Linked DNA regions of Mus musculus: region 2 is linked to region 1. The links are chromatin loops, found by intact Hi-C in ENCODE. Cell type or tissue: gastrocnemius. All regions are shown on one strand.

The links. A loop is a pair of places that touch in the nucleus more often than their neighbours do. Peaks named below come from ENCODE experiments on the same cell type or tissue, not always from the same donor. Only the 100,000 strongest peaks of a DNase experiment are listed, where the experiment ranks them.
Region 2: it touches region 1 in a loop (2.9-fold over the local background); 23 of 42 quality-filtered maps call a loop at or near these places.

The regions. Positions count from the first base shown.
Region 1 is chr15:102,751,993-102,754,492 of GRCm38, reverse strand. It overlaps Gm36560 (a long non-coding RNA gene), which reads right to left and starts at 210. Exons shown (of 7, transcript XR_001781775.2): 1 at 1-210. In gastrocnemius, a CTCF peak has its summit at 1,104; a DNase peak (open chromatin) is centred at 1,108.
Region 2 is chr15:103,171,595-103,174,094 of GRCm38, reverse strand. No RefSeq gene overlaps it. Among named protein-coding and RNA genes, the nearest start is that of Smug1, 9.6 kb to the right of the region's middle. In gastrocnemius, a CTCF peak has its summit at 1,360 (motif pointing right); a DNase peak (open chromatin) is centred at 1,373; H3K4me3 peaks cover 204 bases; H3K27ac peaks cover 1,518 bases.

The sequences.
Region 1 (2,500 bases):
CCCTCTCAGGTGCTGCCTGGTGGTGGATGTGCCCAGAAAGCTGATAGGGTGAAGCTGCTGCCACAGCCACCCCCAGGCTCACTGCCAGCACCAACCTGGGGGGAAGTCTGAGACCTGTGCCTAGATATGACCTCTTATCCTGTCCCTTGGAGTCAACCACTTATGCACCTTGTGAGAAGCCATAACCAATGCCTTCAAGCAACTGTCCAGGCATGGGCCCCCAAAAGTATATATATATATATATATATATATATATATATATATATATATATCCCAAAAGTATACACACACACACACACATATATATACACACACACACATATATATATATGAAACCCACCAAAGGAAGAAGTAAGGCTAGCACAGGGATCCAGAGCCCCCGAGCACATGCATGAATCTAGCCCAAGAGCACTAGGAACAGGTCTTTAATCCCAGCACTCAGGAGTCACAGCAGAAAGATCTCTGTGAGTTCAAGGCCAGCCTGGGTCTACATATCCTGTGCCAGGAGAGCCAGGCCTACATAGACGCTGTCTCAAAAAACCAAATAACCAGCCAAGAACAGAACTAAGACTTAATAAAGTCCTGTGAATACTGTCTTTGCTCTGGGTTGTCTCCAGACTGAGGAAATAGGTGAGCTCTGCAAAGGCTAGATCACCCTGCCCTTGTCAGGGCTAGGGAAAACTACCAGCATTAATAGGGCAACATAAGAGGAACAATCCCCTTTCCCTTGCTGGCTATGTTAAAGAAGAGAAAGGCTGAATACTGGGTGGTGGCTAATTGTCCAAGAAGTCTCCTAGCAACAGAAATAATTTCCTCCCTGCCGATTTGGGGCCCCAGAGCAAATTTAGAGGCTGCAGTGAGCAGTGATTAAAAAGTCCCTACTTCTCAATCCCTAACTCCAAAGACGCATCAGTGGAAAGCCACCAGGGGGCAGAATCAAGGAATCCAGAGGGAAGAAGAACCTGACCCCCAGTGTCTCTAGCACATGCAATGCAACACATCTGCCTAGGGAACCATAGTTGCCCAGCCCAGCCTGCCGACAGGCTGAAAGACCTCCAGGCTTATTCCTAAGCCAGCCAGCAAGGAGGAAAACTACAATACCAGAAATGACCGCTAGGGGGTTGCCCGCCAACAGCCAGGCTTGGGAGATGAAGAAGGTGGTGACGCCAAGGAGACCGGAAGGCAATCGATCAGAGTCGCCCTGGCAACCGGGCTGAGCCGAGACAGACAGCACGTCGATAATGAAATCATCGTTAAATGACTTCAAGCCCTAATTAATAATCCAGGCCAACCGAGGCCATGCCTGACTGGGGTCAGAGGAGGGGATGTCATTGGTGGGGGAGCACTGGAAGCTTCTAGACAATTAATCAATTAATCCACTCACTCAATAATTGGCTCCTTTGTCCTCCGCCATGACCCCCTCCCCCACCTCATCCAACTCTGATTGTAAAGTGGCTAGCTAACACTGAACTAACAGTCCAAGGGCCATTGTACCTACCTATTCCTCTCATCCTGACCCAACACACAAAAGACTGTGCTTTCTAAGGCTTTCCTGCTCTTCCACAAAGGCTGCTAAAGAATGGCTATTTCAGGACCTGGATGGACCATTTCTGTACTGTTCCTACTCCTTACCTCACTTCCTTGTATCTCACCATTTCCCTTCAAACACACACTCACACCTTCACCCTTACCCATAGGCACCATGCCTGAAAAAAGACACTAAACCACAAATCTTGAGAGACAGGTACATGCCAACCACAACACCTTTATCTCTATGATACCTTAGGCAGGTTGACCTTGGGCCTGTCTCAGGCCTCAGTTTCCATCTCTGAAACTGTAGGATATTCAACCAGGTTCTAAGGTTCCTTCCTACCCATCTTCTATTCTTTAATACTTTCTCGAGCATCATCTGCCATTTCTTCCACGGGGTTTCCTTACCTCAGGGAGGGAAGAGGGACATTGAAAAAAGTACCAGGTTCTGTGTGTCAAGTGTCCCTTTCTCCAAAGACGAAGCTTGAGCCAGGGAGAAGGAAAGATGGCATGTGTGTATGAAGGGAAGAAGACTCCCACCCATCCCCCACTTGCCCAGACCTTCTGGCCCTTACCACCCACCTTGCTTATTGCTCTCCACAACCCCCAGCAGGAAATGAAAAAGGTACAGGAAATTGCACTTTAAATCCCCCAGCTTCTGACTCCCTCCACCAAACCAAGGAACACCACCTTCACAGACAGGCTTTCTGTTTGTAATTAGTAAGATACTTAGAAGGAGGGTCTTCCTATAAAAAGGGCCCCTTTCTTGAACAGCTAAGTGGTCCTGGGAAACCTATTGGGTTTGGAGAGAAAGAATCAGAGGAGTTGTGGAAGGGTAGAGAGAGCCGGTGAGATGCTAGGCTGGTTAGGTGGATGAAAGCATCCCTTCTGGGAAAGCTGATTGTGGTGTTATTTGTAGCTGGGTGCAGTCCAGTGCACCAATGGCTTGGAAGAGGAGGAGGTGTGTAAG
Region 2 (2,500 bases), 420 kb before region 1:
TCTTTCACTCTCTTGTGCTTACTTCTCTTTCCTCTTCAGAGTTCCAACATAGTTTCTCTGGCTTAAAATGGGGTAAAAGGCTAAAATAATCCTCACAGTGAAACCCTCTAGGTTAGATATCTGGACTGACTTCCAAATAGTCCAGGAGAGTAGTCCTAAAGAGTATGGCTCCAGGGGAGAAATGGTCTCTGGGGTAAAGCCCTCACCAGGTTCCTTCTTGGCCCACATTTTCCCACCCTGTCAGGATCCTTGGCCTTTATCACAAGTGCTAGAAATGATGCAAAGCTTGAGGTCTCCTCAGGGCCTCACCAGTGTTACAGGCTCCCTGCCCTTGCCCTTTATCCTGGTCTAGGACTTGTAAGTGCTGTTCTTCATCTACTCAGCCATCTCTTTAGGACCAATGGAGTCTCTGGAGAGCTACATGTGTGGGGAGCCCTGATTGTGGGGCTAGCCTGTGCATTCGGTAGTGCGGGAGACAGAACATGTCTGAGTGGCTCTTACTTCAGCCTCTGGCCTCTGTTTCACCTAGCCTTAGCTGTGTCCAAGACGAAGCATTACAGAGCCCAAGCATGCGATGACACGAGGGATACTAGCTCTTGATGGTTCACTGATCTCCTGCTGTCTGCTTGTGGCCTCAGGCCAGCCTGACTGATCACCAGCACACCCACAGGGTGCTAAGCCAAAGCTTGCAGATTACCCTGCCTTGAAGGCACAGTAGAAGGCCTTGAGTCTTCACAGTCTGTCTATGATTCTTTCTAAGGGTTACTGGGATCCCTCTCCCAAAGATCTCAGCAGGGGAGAGATTCAGAGGAATAGAACCCATTGTATGCCTGAGCCTCACCCTTACCACATGCTGAAGCCTTGTTTGTTTGTTTGTTTGTTTTTTAAGATGAACATTTTCTGTGTAGTTGTGGCTGTCCTAGACCATGATGGCCTTAACTCACAGAGACCCATCTGCCTCTGCCTCCGAAGTGCTGGGACTAAAGGACAGTACCAAGTGGGACTTTGAAGTGGGACTTGGACATGCTGAACTCTTAGAACTGTACAGTGTGCCAGATATGATACTTTCAGCTTGTAATCCCAACACTTGTAAGACAGGAGGATTGCAGCCTACTCCTTTGGCTTCAGTCTCTCTCCCTCAGGGCTGGAGTCACACGTGTGAGGGAACCATCCAAAATCAAATCTGATCTCTTTGGATGGATAAGGAAACTGAAGCCCAAGAGGAGACATGCCAAAAGCCGGTGGCTATGGAAATCCAAGGCATTAAGCCTTGTTCTGCCTAGCCTGACCTCAGAGCTCAGTCATCTCCTTGCAGCTGCCCAGGCCTCATAACCAGGCTGGGTGCGTATGGCGCCTCTGATCCTGCCCTGAGCAGCCACAAGGGGGCTCTGGGACCAGCCTTTTTCCTTCTGGTGTCTGGTGCTTCGAGAATCCCTGCGAAGCTGGCACGCAGAGCTAGTTTCTTTGCACCTTGGGTTACCTCAGCTCCTGCTCCGGTAGCTGCCACCGAGGGGCCTGTACCACTCCGGACGCTGTTAGACTCATGCAGACTTTGACTTCATCTTACTATCTCAGAATCCTTCCCTTGTCTCAGCTAGCTAGTCCTTCCAGTTGTCTACCTTCTATTTCAACTGCAACTGGGGAAGAAAGGAGTTGGTGGATGCTGTCTCCTCCTCACAGTCCTCCTGATGCTCCTCCTTTGTCCTCAGCTGGGTACTCGTCTTCCTCCTCTCCTCATCTCTTCCCACTCCCATTCCTCCATCCAAGACTGAAAGCTATTCTTCTCTTGCCCACCATCATCCCCCAGAGCACTAGAGTTCTGGCTCTGCTCTGTCATTGCGGAGCCTCGAAAATAGAGTATCAGGAAAAGATGTAAGCTATGCACCAGGAAGGATGAGCCCATGAGTTACAAGGTTTGGCGAAATGAAGGAGGCAGAATGCAGGAAAGCAGCTTGTTCCTCTGGAGCCAGGCTCTGTCTCTGTGGGGTTAAGGAGAGCACTCTGTGACCCACTGGCTCCCACCTATGTCCCACCTATGAAGCAGAGGGGAAGTGGCAGTCCATTTACCTGCACTACGCATCTTTGCGCCTCGGACAACAATGGACACGCTGGTGCTACAAGCGCCTGAGCCTTCTGTCAGGGTTAGAGGAAGGAAGCAGATTCCGTAGTCAGTCATTCCGTGTGCCTTGGAGGCTCAGATGGCCAGATAGAGCCCGCAACCTCCCACAGAGGGGTGGGCAGGCCTGTTTGTGCCCGGGGGCTACACAGCCTCACAACCGGACTGCAGCACCCTAGTCCCAGTGAGGTGACAAACCTCTGCCTCCCCTTCTTTTTCCCAATGTCGGGAAGAGGGCAGAAGGGAGATGCATCCATTTCTCCCCGGCAGAAAAACTGGCTAGGTGTGTGCAGTGGCTCACACCTGTAATTCTAGCCTTAAGAGCTGAGGCTGGAGGATCACTTCAAGTTCCAGGACAGCTGAGGCCACACTGGGAGGCCCCAT